2 separate regions of the Mus musculus genome follow, and region 1 is linked to region 2. The links are chromatin loops, found by intact Hi-C in ENCODE. Cell type or tissue: gastrocnemius. All regions are shown on one strand. Each heading gives the region's core, and the rest is flanking DNA. Links, peaks and the distances in the headings are about the cores only. Region 1 holds the start of Ccdc138 (coiled-coil domain containing 138). Region 2 holds the start of Ranbp2 (RAN binding protein 2).

The links. Peaks named below come from ENCODE experiments on the same cell type or tissue, not always from the same donor. Only the 100,000 strongest peaks of a DNase experiment are listed, where the experiment ranks them.
Region 1: it touches region 2 in a loop (2.6-fold over the local background); 15 of 42 quality-filtered maps call a loop at or near these places.

What each region holds. Positions count from the first base shown.
Region 1 is chr10:58,493,757-58,502,941 of GRCm38, forward strand. It overlaps Ccdc138 (coiled-coil domain containing 138), which reads left to right and starts at 4,181. Exons shown (of 16, transcript NM_001162956.1): 1 at 4,181-4,306; 2 at 5,413-5,457; 3 at 5,606-5,663. The coding sequence starts at 4,214. Ranbp2 (RAN binding protein 2) reads left to right here. Exons shown (of 29, transcript NM_011240.3): 29 at 1-399. The coding sequence ends at 212. In gastrocnemius, for the core only: CTCF peaks have their summits at 2,033 (motif pointing right) and 4,339; DNase peaks (open chromatin) are centred at 3,810, 4,171 and 4,383; H3K4me3 peaks cover 1,574 bases; H3K27ac peaks cover 1,683 bases.
Region 2 is chr10:58,443,679-58,452,863 of GRCm38, forward strand. It overlaps Ranbp2 (RAN binding protein 2), which reads left to right and starts at 3,174. Exons shown (of 29, transcript NM_011240.3): 1 at 3,174-3,373; 2 at 8,306-8,373. The coding sequence starts at 3,302. In gastrocnemius, for the core only: CTCF peaks have their summits at 3,463 and 3,672; DNase peaks (open chromatin) are centred at 2,539 and 3,143; H3K4me3 peaks cover 3,038 bases; H3K27ac peaks cover 2,490 bases.

The DNA.
Region 1 (9,185 bases), core at 808-8,807, 50 kb after region 2:
CTGGCTTACTATCCATGGCCAATTACGGCCAGAATACCAACAGTTCTCAATTTTTTATAACACTGAAGAAAGCAGAACATTTGGACTTTAAGCATGTAGTATTTGGGTTTGTTAAGGATGGCATGGATACTGTGAGAAAGATTGAATCATTTGGTTCTCCTAAAGGGTCTGTTAGTAGAAGAATTTGTATCACAGAATGTGGACAGCTATAAAATAATTTTTCACAGTGAGTTTTATCTATATAAGCAGTTGAATTGATGCGTAATTGTTACAGACAGTATAGTAATTATGTTCACCTTTTGAAAACAGATGTTTCCGATGTATAAATGTAAAATTGTAGCTTATAGCTGTTGTCACTTTTTAGTGTGTAATAATTGATCTTGCATGGTGTGAAATAAAAGTTTAAACACTGGTGTATTTCAGGTGTACTTATTTTTATGTACTCCTGACATATCTATATTAGAATGGCTAATACAAATTTTGTTAAAAGCAATAGAATTTCCCAGACTATTGAAGTAATATGATATATGCAACTTATTTTAATTCCTGTTAAGATATCTGGACTTCCTGCATGGTACTTATCATTGAATAAGGGGACCATAATGCAGATAATTTTATTTTAGATTTGAAATATATATATATATATATATATATATATAGTAATCTTAGCTATTCCTGTGCTCATTTATGTATAGACTGACATATGGATAGAGCCACAGAAGATAGGAGTTAACCAAAGTGCTCTTCTGTCATTTTTATGCTCCTGTGTAGTTAAAAATTAACTTTTAAGTAGGATACTGTCTTTTCTTGATATGTTGTGCTCTTTTGAAGACGTTAATTTTTACATTTTAAATAAGTTGATCATTTCCTTAGCTAGCCTTCTCTCCTTCCTCCCCATCCTCCTTTCTTCTCTTCCTTTTTTCCTTCTTTCCATTCACATTTCTGTTACCTGTCTCTACTACCTCAGAAACTTCAGCTTGGTCCTGATGATAGAATTGGATTTTTCTCTAGTTCTTGTGATAAAGTATCAATATTTTTAAAAGATCTATACCATGTTCTTTGGTTAAAGATTTGCTTTATATTAGATTGTTGCAGTACCTTTTTCTGGTGAATTTTGTAGCAGAAATAAAGTGATAATTGATAACAGCCATGACATTTAAAACATTTGATTACTTGTGCATCTAAGTTGTCTGTTCCTTCCGTAACTAGATGTGATTTCTGCCCAGTGCTCTGAGTGTCAAAGTGAAGAAATTCAATGAAGCATGGGTAAATGGTGGGAGTAACTATGAATCTCTTAAGGTAGCCAAATGAAGGAGATTCCCACTGTCCCTACCTGCTATCCATTGAAACCAGACAGCCAAGGGAATGGGCCTGGTGGAATCAGCAGGGAAAGAAGACCCTAAATGAGATCAGCTAAAGGCCAGCACTCTGAGCTCGAACTTCAACATCAAGAGTTTGATAAACACTGAAAATGTACTTGGATATGGTTTGTGTTAAGTTAGGCAAACAGAAGGGGATGTTCTTATGGGCTTACTCAATAAAGAACTAAAAAGAATCTAGTTAGACCATACAATCTTCTATTATCCAAATGTAAGTATCCAGTCATTTCTGTTGTGTCCAACCATTAGATTAGGTAAGGCAGGTTATGGCTTACTTAATGAATTTATACAATAGCAAGCACCACTATAAAAATACTTAATCTTGTAACCAGGTACATGAAATAAACCTACTTCAATTTGGCCTTGTAAAAAGAACCATGTCCATTTAGTGGCTTTTTTGGAAACCTGTGTAATATAAATTCATATAAATTTCAGCTGAGAAGCTAATGCCATATTTTTAAGTAAATGGAATTTTTAAAAATTTTTAATTTTTCTGTACCCCAAGATTGCCTTGCTAAGGTTGGACTTGAATTCTTGATCTCCACTGTGGTTACAGGCATGTGGCATGGTTGCAAATACTTTTAAGAGACATTATTTCAAAACATTAAGGCTATTAAAGACATTTTTTTAAAGATTTATTATATATACAGCATTCTGCCTGAATGTATGTCTGCAGGCCAGAAGAGGGCACCAGATCGCATTATAGATGGTTATGAGCCACCATGTGGTTGCTGGGAATTGAACTTAGGACCTCCAGAAGAGCAGTCAATGCCCTTAACCTCTGAGCCATCTCCAGCCCAAAGACCTTTCAAAAACGTGACAAAATGGCAGGTTAAACTAACTATTGCTATTTATTTATAGTAGAGGTGTTTACAACTTGATGAGTTACCAAAGGTTGTGAGCCACCATTTGGGTGCTGGGAATGGAACTCGACTCCCCCAGGAAGAACTAAAAAGAATCTAGTTAGACCATACAATTTTCTATTATCCAAATGTAAGTATCGAGTCATTTCTGTTTTCTTGTCTAATGTTCTTAATGGCTGAGCTATCCAGCTCTAACAAAGAAGTTTAAAAATAAGCTTGTGGCATTTTATATGATGCTTGATATATAAGAACAATGTGATCTGTTGTTTATTCACTGATGATGGTATAAACTCACATTGATAGGTTTTAAGCTCATTAAAATCTACCCCCAAGCCGGGCGGTGGTGGCACACGCCTTTAATCCCAGCACTCAGGAGGCAGAGGCAGGCGGATTTCTGAGTCTACAAAGTGAGTTCCAGGACTGCCAGGGCTACACAGAGAAACCCTGTCTCGGGGAAAAAAAAAAAAATAAAAAAAACAAAAAATCCAAAAAAAAAATCTACCCTGAAAACCAAAATAAAACAATTACACAGTTTAGGTGGTAGGTTTTTTTTTGTTTGTTTGTTTTAAATATTTATTATATGTAAATACACTGTAGCTGTCTTCAGACACTCCAGAAGAGGGCATCAGATTTCGTTACAGATGGTTGTGAGCCACCATGTGGTTGCTGGGATTTGAAGTCAGGACCTTAGGAAGAGCAGTCTTAACCTTGCTGAGCCATCTCACCAGCCCCTAGGTGGTAGTTTTTAGCAAAAAGTATTTTAAAAAAAGATTACTTTACATATAGGAGTACACTGTAGCTGTCTTCATATAAACCAGAAAGAGGGCATCAGATCCCATTACAGATGGTTGTGAGCCACTATGTGGTTACTGGGAATTGAACTGGGGACCTCTGGAAGAGCAGTCAGTGCTCTTAACCACTGAGCCATCTCTCCAGCTGGCAAAAAAGTATTCTTTAGGCAATGTTTTTATAGTGAGTTTTTTGTCTATTGCTAAAGTATCAACTTCTGTAAGTTAAAAAGTTATCCAGAGAATTTAGGGGCTGCTACAACACATGTCTACTATTTCTCAGTGTTAGTGTATCTCAAAGAAAAACTGAACAGGTAGGAGCTTGTGTGATAAGTTGAACACACCAAGTACTATGTGCTGTTGCATAGCTGGGAAAGAGGTTTCTGTGTTTTAAACGAACATTTTTTCATTTTATGAGGCAGATCACCCGGTAGTTGAGGCAGTTAATTGCCCCAACTGCTTATGACCCTGTAGCCCAGGCTGGCCTCCAGCCTCCACCTTCCCTGCCTATATTCGATTATTTTTGTACCACCTATGGAAACTGGCAAAGGAGTATAATCAGCAGTTAATGCGCTTAGCGCTCAGACATGTCCTGATTTTTCTGTGATTGTAAATCACTTTTGATGAAGAGACCCTGTTTAGTCTAATTTTATGTAGTGCACAGTAAAATTTACCCTGTAGTCCCTGTGGTCTCCAGCCTTGGGGAGCATTCTGGCTCTCTGCTGTGGAGAAGTTATTCGCCTTCCTGCTGGCCGAGCCAGCGCTCTCAAGGGAATCTTTCTTCTCTTCTCCCCCTCCCCCTCTCCCTCTCCCTCCTTTTTTTTTCCTTTTGGTTTTTCGAGACAGGGTTTTTCTGTGTAGCCCTGGCTGTCCTGGAACTCACTCTGTAGACCAGGCTGGCCTCGAACTCAGAAATCCGCCTGCCTCTGCCTCCCAAGTGCTGGGATTAAAGGCGTGGGCTACCACTGCCCGGCAGAACTCACCTTTTTCATGCTTCACATTTATGGCGGGTAAAAGACTTGGAACTGAGAAACTCTAAGGGGCAACCGAGAACTGGGTTGTAGTGTATCCTCCTACCGGCTTCCGGCGTCCTCGGGGGGCGGAGCCAGGCGTCGTGACGTACTGCCCGCCCTGACGTGACTGTGAACCCGGTTTCCCGGGCGACCGCAGTCAGAGACTCACCATGGAGCGCAGGGTGGTCAAGCCACCGGGACAGGATATGGTAGTGGAGCGTCTCAAAAGCCGCTACGGCCTGGCGGGAAGGTGCCCCGTGGAGGTGAGATGGGTGGAAGCCGCGGTGGGCTCTGCTGGGCGGCCGCGGGAGGTCGCTAGCCCTGCCTTCCTCGGGGAGGCTCACTAGAGAGTTCCCGCCCTCGGGGAAACCGCCTCGACGGACGGGGCGTGGCTTTGGTCCTGGTAACCAATGCTGGCGGTGACCAAAGTGCAGCAGGCACGGAAGACACTGTAGTTCCTTCTGGAAAGCATCTTACTCCGAAGTAATTGCAAACTTACAGAAAAGTTGTGGCGATGTGCATTCTTGTAGTCCTCCCTTGAGAGCGCCATTCACCAGGAGAGTCTTGCCATTTTTGAGGCGGGGCCCCCACTGAGGTCTTTGCTAATATCTTGTGAGAGGTCGGCCAGATCACATCTTCGATGAATCCTGGAAGAACAGAAGCGGGAGACCAATTACATACCTCAGTTTGCACGACCAGATTCGGTTTTTTTTTTTAAATCCTCACCCTCTGATAACAGAGTTAGGTGTTTACAGTTCAGCTGAGAAGCCTGCTTGACAGCCCAGCATGGTCAAGGTTATATAAAGCATAACAATGTTGTCTTCAAAAAAATCATCTGAGGTATGGGAACATCATTTACCCTGACTTCTCCAGAAGGTGAGCAAGGTCGCAGGCATTCCTCTGTTCCTTCCCACATTTGCTGGCTTTCCAAAACCCCTTCTTGAGAAATAGCAATATTTCCCAATGTTCCGGTGACCATGACACAAATTCATTCTATCCTCACATAACCTTAATTGAGACTCCAACACATACTCCTCTAGCTTGCTTTTCCTGTGAAGCACATTCTCTTTTAAAGCCTTATTGATATTTTCCAAGAAATTTAGTATTGTGATAATAAACAGGATAGTGTATAGTTTGTACACAGATTACCACAATGATAAAGCATACCCTGGTGCAGATACTACCTGGGGTCCGAACATTACATTTGATTGTGTGTGGTTGCCTTTAATCTACAACAGATGTCCACACCTAGTTTCTTGTAACATTAGTGCTTGCACAAGGTGGAAGACGTGTGTATTAGAATGTCTCTCAGTTTGAGTTTGTCTAACGGATAGCTTCTGATTTGATTCTGGTTTTGTATTCTTGGCAGGAAAACGACATGACTGGTGTGTGGGCTGCTCTGATGAATCAACAGGTACATGCTGTTTGTCTAATTAGTGATGCTGATCTTGGGTTGAGTGGTGCCCCTAGGTTTGTCCATGCTAACCTTTGTAATTATGGAAAAGTATTTTAAGAGAATAGGTCTTAGTGTTTAACTTAAGTGTATCTTTCTCCTCACCTAGCATGAACTTTCAGATTTTGACCAGACTAAATATAAAAGAAGAATTGTGACCTCCCCAGGTAAGCCAAAAGAAAATTTTGTATATTTGAGTATTTTAACAAATTTAACTTGAGAGAGATTTATAGAAATGTTTAGACCTAGGCTTATTGTTACTCATTTTTCATTAAAAAAAATATTCAGTCTGATAATCACCTAATTGTGAATTTAGAGTTGAATGTGTGAGATGTCTTCTAAAACTAAATTTATCGAGGGATTTTGGTGTGTGTGTGAGATGTAATTTATAATATGCGTGCCTTTTACTTTTCTTTTGTGGTACTGGGAGTCGAATCTAGACTATTAATCAGTTCTGAGGAAGTTGATCAGTGCTTAGCAAGTGCTCAGTCACTAAACCATGTCCCCAGCTGGTATGTTTGCTTTTGAAAAATGTTAAAAAAAATTGTACAGAATATACTGCACGGAAAATACTAGTAAGTTTTATTTAGGCAAGAAAGAATGTACCAGCCGGGCAGTGGTGGCGCACATCTTTAATCCCAGCACTTGGGAGACAGAGGCAGGCGGATTTCAGAGTTTGTGGCCAGCCTGGTCTACAGAGCAAGTTCCAGGACAGCCAGTGCTACACAGAGAAACCCTGTCTTGAAAAAACAAAACAAAACAAAACAAAAAAAGAATATACCAGAATGAAAAATAAAGGGAAAATTTATCAAGTTGGCTTGTAATGTTTTTTGATAAGCTGAAACATTTTATGGTAATAAGTATTAAAAATTAATTCATTAACTTGTTAATACTTCAGAGCTAATATTTATTAGTTAAACATAATAATCATTAAACTTTGGTAGTTGCAGCATGAATAGTGTCTTTAACTTCATCAAGATATGGGAGTTGGGACTGAGAACTGGCTGGGACCTGAGCTGAGTCTGAGGACTGAATGGAAACTGGCTGGGTCTGAAGACTGGCTGGGACTGAGCTGGGTCTGAGCTGAGTCTGAGGACTGAATGGAAACTGGCTGGGTCTGAAGACTGGCTGGGACTGAGCTGGGTCTGAAGACTGGCTGGGACTGGCTGGGTCTGAGCTGGGTCTGAGGACTGAATGGGTCTGAGGACTGGCTGGGTGTACTGGCTAGTTTTGTGTCAACTTGACACAGGCTGGAGTTACCACAGAGAAAGGAGCTTCAGTTGGGGAAATGCCTCCACAAGATCCAGCTGTAAGGCATTTTCTCAATTAGTGATCAAGTGGGGAGGTCCCCTTGTGGATGGTGCCATCCCTGGGCTGGTAGTCTTGGTTCTATAAGAGAGCAGGCTGAGCAAGCCAGGGGAAGCAAGCCAGTAAAGAACATCCCTCCATGGCCTCTGCATCAGCTCCTGTTTTCTGACCTGCTTGAGTTCCAGTCCTGACTTCCTTTGGTGATGAACAGCAATGTGGAAATGTAAGCTGAATAAACCCTTTCCTCCCCAACTTGCTTCTTGGTCATGATGTTTGTGCAGGAATAGAAACCCTGACTAAGACACTGGGACTGGCTGGGACTGAGCTGGTCTGAGGACTGGCTGGGACTGAGCTGGTCTGAGGACTGGCTGGGTCTGAGCTGGGTATGAGGACTGACCGGGTCTGAGCTGGGTCTGAGGACTGGCTGGTAGAGTGGAGAGCTGTATAGGTCTGATTTATACAAGTCAAGGGGCTCAGTCTAATTTCCAAAATACGTTACATAATGGTAGGAGACAAACTGCACTCTTGGATAAAAGCATAAATGAACTTGATAAGTTTAAAAAAAACTGAAATACCCTGTCTGCAAGGATTTGAGTTACAGCACTTTCAGGAAAGTTACGTGTGATATTAAAGGCAGAATGGTTACAGTTTCTGGAATATCAGAATTAGGTCTGTAGACAGATCAATTAAAGGAAAAAAAAAAGAGGTAACCAGTTAAAGTTGGTTGTAAGCAGTAGTCAAAAATAGCCGGGCGTGGTGGCGCACGCCTTTAATCCCAGCACTCGGGAGGCAGAGGCAGAGGCAGGTGGATTTCTGAGTTGGAGGCCAGCCTGGTCTACAGAGTGAGTTCCAGGACAGCCAGGGCTACACAGAGAAACCCTGTCTCGAAAAACCAAAAAAAAAAAAAAAAAAAAAAAAAAAAGAAAGAAAGAAAGAAAGAAAAGAAATAACTGCAAATACTCTGGATCTTTAGAATTTATTAGAAGAAAGGAATTATTTCCACCTCTAACCCAGACAATGAAGAGAGATTAAAAGGCTTTAGAGATTAGCAGACTTTTAAAAAAGATCGACTTGGACTAAAGTGTGTATTCACTGAGTTTATAGTCACTAGTGGTAACCCTAAAACTGTAAGCATCCTTTGAGACCTGAGTCTTAATGACTCAATATGCACTGATTGATTGTGCTTCTTGAGTTCACAGCAGAACTTCTGGAGACCAGCAGTTTTCAAATTTCTTGCCGGTGTCTGTATAGCTTTACTTTGTGGTCTATAATTTATAAATATCACTCGAAAACTGTTTTTTTTTTTAGTTGAGAATCATTTTGTAACAGAATTGTCAACTGTTATATACCTGAAATTCTTTGGTACTGTGTGATGTTTCTGTGTTGTATGAAGAAAGCTAGAAATACTACACCCCCAAATATGTCCCTTAAGTTTAAATACTATAAGAAGCACTAGAGTCAGAAAAACTTCATGAGATGGAGAAGATGGCTTAGTTGGCCAAGTACTTGCTTTGAAAGCATAAGGACTCCAGTGTGGGCCATCCAGAATATGTGAAATCCAGTGTGGGTCATCCAGAACATGTCAAACCCCCGTTCGGCAGTATGCCCTTGTAACCCTGTTCCTGGGAAGGTGGAGATAGGTGGATTCCTGGGACTTGCTGGCCAGTGTCTCATCACTTGTTTAAGAACCTAATCTTTGTTGAAGATTCTATGTATGTCAGATGTCTAAGCCATGCTTTGAATAATCTTTCACTGAAGCTTCTCTGTGTGAAGTGTACTGTGCATTAATAAACTTGCTTGCTTTACTCTTGTTAGGTTGTCTTTGGTCACCAGTGTTTCTCCCAGGTATGAATTTATGAGAGTTGAAGATAGATTGTGTTTGTTCCCTGACAGATATATTTGTTTAATTAAAAATTTAGGGGAGAATTGATAAAGCATGTGCCCTTTATACAGTGACTGAGGTCATACTGCAGCAAGCATTGCAGCAGACCCCTTCTTCCACCCAACCTCTATTCCTTGGAGACTCTGCCTCTTGGTGCGGGTCCAGGGCATTCTTACCTGTCCCATCTGACTCTCAGCTTTCCTTTTCCCCATCTCCACTGCTTTGTGTCAGCTGCAAATCTTGAGAAACTTCCTACCAGGGACCCCCTCAATAGCTACACTGTGCTGGGACTCAGGTAGGCAATCTTCACTATGCTTCCTGTTCTCCATTCCGATCTCTGCAAATTTACTCTTAGTCCTGTAGCACCCTGGCGACAGGAGCCTGTCCTCCCACCCCACCTCCCTTCTTTGAGGTATCCACCTCTTGATGTAGACCCAGGGTTCCCTTAACCACTGACCTACTCAGCGTTCCCCTCTAGCTCATCTCCATTCCTTTGTGT
Region 2 (9,185 bases), core at 392-8,391:
GCCCCTCTTGCCCCCCCTTTCTGTTTCATAGAAATTTTGTCTTTCCTGAGCTCACCTTAAAGATTGTTTAAGCTGTTAACAAATTTCTCTTTATTGTAAACTTAAAAAGATTCTTACAAGCTCCAGGAAACCCACTTGGATCTATTTTCATGGACCACACAGACTCCATCTGGATACGTATCCCTGCCAATCAATAGCAAGTTGCCACCTGCTGCCTATTCCAGAGGATAGGATTCCTCCCCTGCCCCCAACCACCAAGACCTAAGGGTTTTAAATGTATACCTAAGAAAAGGTTTTTCTTCTGAACCTACTTAACTTTATTTTCTGCCTCTAATATGTATATTTGTTTCAGCATCCTGCCACATCCAGGCATTTGCTCAAAATCTACACCCAGGACAGCTCCAGAGAAGCAACCCATAGATGCTCTGGTCTACCCTCCCAGATGCCTCTACTGGGCCTGTGCCTTTCTACCTGCCCATGGTCCCACAGACCCTGGACAGCAATGAAACACCCAGCTATCCCAAAACTTGGCCAGCATTCCCATCCCAATTTTCTTAGGTTTCCAAAAGACTCACTGTCTTAGTTAGGGTTTCTATTCCTGCACAAACATCATGACCAAGAAGCAAGTTGGGGAGGAAAGGGTTTATTTGGCTTACAATTCCATACTGCTGTTTATCACCAAGGAAGTCAGGACCGGAAACTCAAGCAGGTCAGAAAGCAGGACCTGATGCAGAGACCATGGAGGGATGTTCATTACTGGCTTGCTTCTCCTGGCTTGCTCAGCCTGCTCTTTTATAGAACCCAAGACTACCAGCCCAGAGATGGTCCCACCCACAAGGGGCCTTTCCCCCTTGATCACTAATTGAGAAAATGCCTTACAGTTGGATCTCATGGAGGTATTTCCTCAACTGAAGCTCCTTTCTCTGTGATAACTCCAGCTTGTGTCAGGTTGACACAAAACTAGCCAGTACACTCACCCATTGCCCCAGAGTCAGCAGGAAGTAGCTAAAGAATATGACATCCTACTCCTGACCCACCATCATCTCTAATTTCTCTTTTCAATTAAACCAAAATGGAGGAATGTTAGCATATCTTCTAGGCTTCATCCAACAGTTACCTGGCAATGGCCAGGTACAAGCCAGGAGTCAGGCATGTAAGGAATGTTCAAGCTTCTCTCTCTCTCTCTCTCTCTCTCTCTCTCTCTCTCTCTCTCTCTCTCTCTCTCTCTCCTCTCTTTATTTCCTCTTTCTCTCCATCTATGCTCTCTCTTCCTACATGTCCCCGGCCTGTCTCTTCCCTTCTTTCTCTCTTCCTCTCTTTCTTTTTCTGTCCTTCACTGTCTTCTTCTTTTCTCTGACTTTATTCTCTTCTCCAGACTCTGCTCCCTTCCAGGCCTCAAGTAAACTTCCTTTTATATACTAGGACTGTCCTATGGTTGACACCTCAGCGGGACCCCTCAACATGGGCTCACTAAGACACCCTCTCCTGCCACATCATACTGTGTTTATAAAGCACACAGCCTGGGAACACAGATTTAGGTTACCTCAAGCCCCATCACCCAACATGAAAAAGTTTTATAGAATAAAGAAAGTCATATAAATAAAGGTAAGCTTAACATATATCCTGATATATGAGAGATGTAGTAACAGTAAGGCGGAGAAGCTTTTTATAGTCCTATGACACTGCTGACATTTTGGGCTGTTTGCTGGTAGAAGCTGGTAGTCTGCTAAGTTAATAGATTCCAATGATTTTTAATCTATAGTTTACAGAATGTTAGTTCTGACACAGAGGTGAGCAAGATGCTGTTCTGGGACTAACCTAGTCCAAGGTAAGTGTATGCAAGGGCAAGGGGCACAGTAAAGAGACTGAAACGGCCACTCTTTGGGTAGACAAGGTAAAGTTTATTCCAAACAACAAAGGTTGTCTCTCTCAGGAAAAGCTGAGAGAAGGGAGATGGGGGAATATGTATCTGGGGAGGAGGGAAGCAAAGAGCCAGGATGCTGGCAAGGGGGCTTTGAATTGTATAACAAGTACTTGTAAGTATGGACTGGGGAGCCTGGGGGCTAGCGCAGAGCTGTAAATCCATTTCTGCCAGAGGTAAGGGAAATTACTCCTTTGGTAGATAGGAAACAGTTTCACAAGTTACTAAGGAATGCAGGCTTTTCCTAACCACTAGAAATCCTCCACAGTCCAGACTGAGTCTAAGTTAGATCCAATTTTGGAGTCAGTGGCATTTTTGGGGGATGGGTGGGGTACCCTTTGTATCTGACAATAAGGTATTTAACATCTGGAACTGCACCACTCTAACCTCTCCACTGCGGTTTTGATCAGTCTTTGCAGACAAAGGTTCTTTTCAGCAGTTGTCGTTTACGACAGTTTATTCACAATCTTGAGACTATTACTTAAAACTTTGTGTGTGTGTGTGTGTGTGTGTGTACATGAGGACGTGTGTGTGTGGGTTCTACGGGGGTCAGAACCCGGATTTAGATAGATGCCCTGGAACCGGCTGCTGAGAACTGAACTTCGGTCCTTCAGAGGACCAACAAGCACTCTTAACTGCGGAGCCATCTCTCTAGCACGAAGAGATTATTACTTTTAATATTCTAATATAATCTGTTCTGCTCATTGTTAAGTCACAAAACAGGCCCCTGAAGGCAATTGTTGCTGACAGCGTCCTAACGGCCGCCTCGATTCTTACCCAAACAGAAACCTAAAGTCATCATTTCTTAAAACCTCGTGAAGCCTGTTTCTGTTTGCCAGGAAAGCCACCACTTCCTCCTCTGCCCCTAACCGTCAACTACCCCGTGAGGTGCATCTCATCACGTAACGCTAATATTTCCACTCCGATTTATCTAAGCATAAAGACACTGTTCAACCAATATTAACCTTTATTCTGCTGAAACCGGAGGCAATGACGACGTTTGTCTCTTTAGAAGGAAATCAAGTGTTGACCAGATGCAGCACCCGAAAAGGTCGGATTTATTAGGGCACTGCCATTTTAGGTCCGCTTTGTGACGTAGCACCAGTGAAATCTATAAAGCCTTTCCCGGGGAAAGGGAGTTCGTCTCGATCGTTTGCGAAACGGTCACGTGGTCTGGAGCGCGGGCGTGGCGGGGTGACAGCGAGCAGGCGCTCCAGGCCGCAGCGCGGCGCACAGTGATGACGCGCGCCGCACGCCCTGTGCCCATCCGTTCGCGACGGAGCTGCGTCACCGGTGTTCGGCGCTCACCTCCTGGAGCCCGCAGTCGCTGTAGGCCCCAGGGCTGGTCTGCCGCTCCTGGGGAGCCTGGTCCGCGGCGCGATGAGGCGTAGCAAGGCCGACGTGGAGCGGTACATCGCCTCGGTGCAGGGCTCCGCCCCGTCGCCCCGAGAGGTAAGCGGGTCTGGTCCGGTGGCGGTGGCGCCGGTGTCATGGCTCCCGGCGGCCTCGGCTCCCCGCTGGAGTGGAGGCGGTCGCGGGCGGCGTGGCGCTGCTGAGCACCGGAGGCGTGGGGACTGCGGCCGCCAGCGTTTCCTCTTCATGGCTATCCGCGGGCCCACTCGGGCCTGGCTTCTTCGGCCTCCGCTCCGTAGGCCGTCGTGGGGCGCTCTGCGGGGTTCGCCCGCCCGCCCGCCCGGCGTCGTCGGTCTCCCGGATAGCTAGGCCCTGTCACGGCTGCCGTGTCTCGGGGGGAGGCTGACACCGCGCGGCGGTGGGCTTGCACGGTTGTGTGGGTGGCTCCACGGACGAAGCAGGGCGGGAAGGAAGGGCGCGTCAGCATAAACGACACGGAAGGCCCATAATTTAAGTCTTCTAGTGCTGTGCCCCGCTTCCCCAAACCCCTTTTGGAGGCTGCTAGTCGGAATTCCTTCTAGGCGGTAGTTGCAATACCTTAACATTTCTAACGTTATTTCGCAACGTGTTTTGTGTGTGTGTGTGTGTGTGTGTGTGTTTAAGATCATTAACGTTGTGTTTATTTTGGGTTCTTAAAGAGTGTTGGCCGGTGGAGAGAGATGTACAGAGGCTCTACAGTCAGTTATTTTTTGGGCGGGGGAGGGGTGTGTTGAACAATCAAGTTCTACCATTGGTAAACTAACTTGGTACAGTATAGACTCTTCATCAGTAAACGGCATTTTGACCTTGTTAGTGTTATTTAGTGTTACCGAGGATGATTCGTGTTAACATTTAGGGCAGACTTTGAGATACAAAGAGTCAGAGGGCTTCAATTTTTGTTTACAAACGCCCAATTCAGTTGTGTATATATATATATATATATATATATATATATATATATATTTTACATTCTGTCTCTGAGGGTTTTATGGTCATCTATATAAACCAAAGTTCATGAACATACAAGTCAAATGGCATAATTTTTGTTGTTGTTGTTGTTGTTACTTAAAGTCTCTTCTTTAGATGGCTTCTGCAGGTTAAATAATCCAGTCCAGCAAATCTACAACCCCTCCCCCAAAGCGATTTTAAAAGTCTCAAGTTCATTTAGTGCTGGTATGCCCAAAGTGGGAAATTTTACACCCAGTTTCCTCTGATGGATCAAAATCAGAATGCCATGGTACAAGAGTTATATGAAAGTGCTTTTGGGTTTCTGTCTATAAGGTGTACATTTTAGATAAATGTGTTTATATTAGATTTAGGATTTGTTACCAGGATATCTAACATGCTTGAAGATATTTAAAAATCTAAAAAAACAAGACCCTGAAATCTAAAAATGCCAAGCATTTCAGATAAAGCATACTAAAGTATCTAATACTATTGTATTAATTGTATGTAAATGTGTAAATGGTTGTTAAATTATGTTAGGAACCATTTCAAAGTCTCTACATATTCAAATATGACTTTTGAGTTGTTTTTCTTTGTTTTGAGACAGAGTTTCTATTATGTTCTGGAACTCACTGTGTAGATCAGGCTGGCCTCAAACTCACAGAGATCCACCTGCCTCTTCTTCCCAAGTTCTGGGATTGAAGGTGTGTGCCACCACATCCTGCTACTATTTTTTTTTTAATATTTATCGAAGGTTGGTTGGGTTGGTTATATTGATTTGGATAGTATGACAACTATAAGACATTTTTTGTTTTAACTAGTTCCATTGTTCAATTTTTTTTTTTTTTTTTCTTTTTGGACAGGGTTTCTCTGTATAGCTCTGGCTGTCCTGGAACTCATTTTGTAGACCAGGCTGGCCTCAAACTCAGAAATCCGCCGCCTGCCTCTGCCTCTGCCTCCCAAGTGCTGGGATTAAACGTGTACGCCATCATGTCCAGCTCAGTCATAATTCTTATTTCCAATTTTTTTTGTATTTTTAAAAAAGATGATGCTAAACGCGTTCTATTAAGAAATAATGCCACAGGCCCTTCTTTTCTGTGTTCCTGGTGACCTCTTTTTCTATTTATGAATTTGGTTATTTTTTATTTTTCATTTGTAGAATCTTATATTTGTCCTGTTAGTATATTTTTAAGGTCATCCATGTTGTAGCAGGTGTTGGGAGAATTATTCCTTATTAATTCCTTATTATTATTACTACTATTAATCTTTTCTTTTAAAGGTTTTATTTGTATTTATATGAGTACACTGTAACTGTTTTCAGGCACACCAGAAGAGGGCATCAGATTCTATTACAGATGGTTGTGAGCCACCATGTGGTTGCTGGGAATTGAACTCAGGACCTCTGGAAGAGCAGTCTGTTTTCTTAACTGCTGAGCCATCTCTCCAGCCCCTATTGTTATTCTTTAAATAGTTTTTCAGATGGGGTTTCTGTGTGTAGCCCTGGCTATCCTGGAACTAACTTTGTAGATCTGGCTAGTTTGAATTCAAGAGAGCAGCCTGCTTCTTCTGCTATAGTGGCATTGAGTGCTGGGATTAAAGGCGTGTGCTACCACTGCCCAGCTTTTTTGTGGGGAGCGGTGAGTGGCTGAATATTTTAATATTATAAGATAATTTTTAAGATATTTATAAGTTAACATTATAAGATTATATATTACCTTAGGTATGCTACATGTGGTTATTCATTCACTGTTGATTGACACTTAGGTTGTTTATATCTTTTGCCTAATACATATAATGCAACAAACATTGATATAAAAACATTTGAGTGCTTGCTCACCAATGTTCTGCTTGATACTTAAGCTTAATACCTTACTACATTTTATTTTGGGAGCGTGTGTGTGTGTGTTTATGTATGTATATGTGTATGCTCACGTGTGTAGAAGTTAAAGGTAAGTTTGCTGCAGTTGGTTCTCTTCTGCCATGTGAGGCCTAGGGATGGGATTTAGGTCTTTAGGCTTAATGCCAGGTACATTTACTCACTGAAGCCACGTTGTCAGTCCTAATTATATTTAGTCTTTAAAAAAAATTTAAATTTATTTTTATGTGTGTAGGTGTACTGCCTACATGTATGTCTATGTATCTTTGTGTGTGCTTGTGCCTAAGGAGGCCAGAAGAATGTATCAGATCCCCTGCAGCCCCAGTTATCTTAAATATTATGTTCATATAGTTTACAAATTTATAGTAGCGATATATCTCCTCTACTTGTCCTAGTGAACTTGCAAAAGCACCTCTAGTCAGATATATACATTGATTGTATATTGTAATATTGTTTTTGAATAACTAAAGCTAATACTGAATTACAAGTTTGTCTGACTTAGCTAAAAATTGAAGGGGCTGGAGAGATGGCTTAGAGGCTAAGAGCACTTACTACTCTTGCAAAAGACACTGGTTTAGTTCTCAGGACCCACATGGTGGCTCATAATTTGAGTTCCAGGGGATACAACACTAATTTCTGACCTCCTCCAGCATCACACAGGTATGTGGTGTACACAACCTACATGCAGACAAGTAAATTGGATAAACAAACTGTTAAAAAAAATTGAAAGTAAATACAACTTGCTATTGTCATGTCATGTTCAATTTTCAAATATAATCTTGTAAATCATTTGTAAAGTTGGGTAGCAGAAAGAGGTATTAATAAATTAAGACTGCAATACATAAAAGATACATACTAATGCATAGTAGCTCATAACCGTAATCCCAGTTCATTTGCAGCCTGGGCTGTAGTGGCATTTCAGGTCAGTTTGTGCTAGAGCTAGAAGATGGCTTCAAAACAGAACCAGATTCTGTTACACGTGAACATTTGGTTCTTTCCAAAATATGGAGAAAGGGATTGGTTTGTTTAATGGGTGGGTTATCTAGTAGGTATTGCTTGAAAATTGATGGTTGGTTTTAGAAACAAAGGCTCCAGTGTATACTACTTGGAAAAATAGGTGTTATATTTCAAAATAATTTTAGAGAAACTGAAAGAATAGGGATGAAAATTTTACGAATCTCAAGTGAGAATAGCTTTTCTTAGCATATTACCACTAAAGTAAATAGCAAAAAAACCAATTTCATTGCTTAAGAAATCAGTCTTGCTTGAGCTGGGCGGTGGTGGTGCACGCCTTTAATCCCAGCACTCGGGAGGCAGAGGCAGGTGGATTTCTGAGTTCGAGGCCAGCCTGGTCTACAGAGTGAGTTCCAGGACAGCCAGGGCTATACAGAGAAACCCTGTCTCAAAAAACAAAAAACAAGCAAATAAAAAAACAACAAAAACCTAAACCAAAACAAAATACCAAATTTTATTTTAGCCTTGTGTAAAATGCTGGTCTGTAAAGAAAATAGTACGTTGACCAGGGAATTTCTAGTACCTTAATGGTTCTGAAATGCTTTCCCAAGGAGACTTCTTACACATGGTAGGAAAAGAGTGATTTCTAGTATATGTCTCTTTCCCCAGACAAGTTGTTTTCTGTGTACTTCTCTGTAGAGTGATGCCAGTGAGTCAGTACAAAACATGCTGGGTAATACTTGGTGGGTAATACATAAAACATGCTGGGTAATACTTGGTGGGTAATACATAAAACATGCTGGGTAATACATGGCCAAGCATCCCTAGCCAGTCAGAATGAGTGAAGCTGTGTGTGTGTCTGACTGTGTCTGTGTCTCTGTCTGTCTGTAAGCTCAGGCTGGTTTTGAGTTTAGGATGGCTTTGAACTCATGATCTTTTTGCTTCTATTTCCTGAGTGCTTAGGAGTACAGATATGAATTACTTTACATGCCTTGAAATGTAGCTTCTGATGTCTGTTTTAACTATCCTTGAATTTATTTTTTATGATAGAAATTATAATATTTGGGACCATTAACTTTTAAAACACTAGGCAGCATTTTTTACCTTTTATATAAAAAAAATAGTATTAAACTTGTTAGGGTATTTTTTTTGGTACTTTGAAAAAAATGCAATATTTGAAAATGTGAACAGTAAAACCACTCAACTCTCTTTTTTAGAAGTCAATGAAAGGATTCTATTTTGCAAAGCTGTACTATGAAGCTAAAGAATATGATCTTGCTAAAAAGTAAGTACCAAACTGGAAATGTTTTAATTTTTCATCCTTGTAATAGGAAAAACTGCTAAAGAACACATTTTTTCTTTCAAGTGTATTCTGGAATCAGGAATTAACTGCTCTCAGACAATAGTTAGATTGAGCCTCTAACAAGTATTTCTTACTGCTTTCTGTTTATATCTAGTGCAGAAGTTACTTGGTTTAAAACACTTTTTCTAAAATTGCTCTCGGGTAGGATGAAAGAGATCATTCCTGTTTGTCAATTTCTTCTTGGTTAGCTATCTGGTGCTTCAGGTGGCTGGAGATAAGCAACAGACACAGACTCAGTGCTAACAGTTGAGCAGTTGCTGTCTTGTCAGTAAGGCAAGAGACTTGCTGAGTCTCATTTCCTTACTCAGAGTAGCCTAGAGGTGGAAGTTACACTGGAGGCAGATTATGAAAGCAGTGATAGGAAGAGGAGGGCACTTGGTAGTGAGAAAGGCTGCATGTAACCTTGGTTTTAAAAGGATAGTTCTTTAATACCACACTTAGTTACTTATCTCTCTGATGAATTTTATGTATGACATAATGTATTTATGTATAATTTTCTTGTTTAGACACGATTCTCTTAGTTTGGGAAACTTTAGTGTTTTACATATTTTCACTTTAAAATTTTATTGTTTGTAGATGATAATCATTTTGATTATCTTATGTGAAATTCTTCAATGCTTTACTAAGTGTAATCAGGAAGAAAAAGCATTTTATGTGTTCATTTCTGGTAGGTAGCGGTGGAAAAATATTTGAGGAATATAGCACTTTGTAGTAAAATGAGGGTCAGGAGAGGT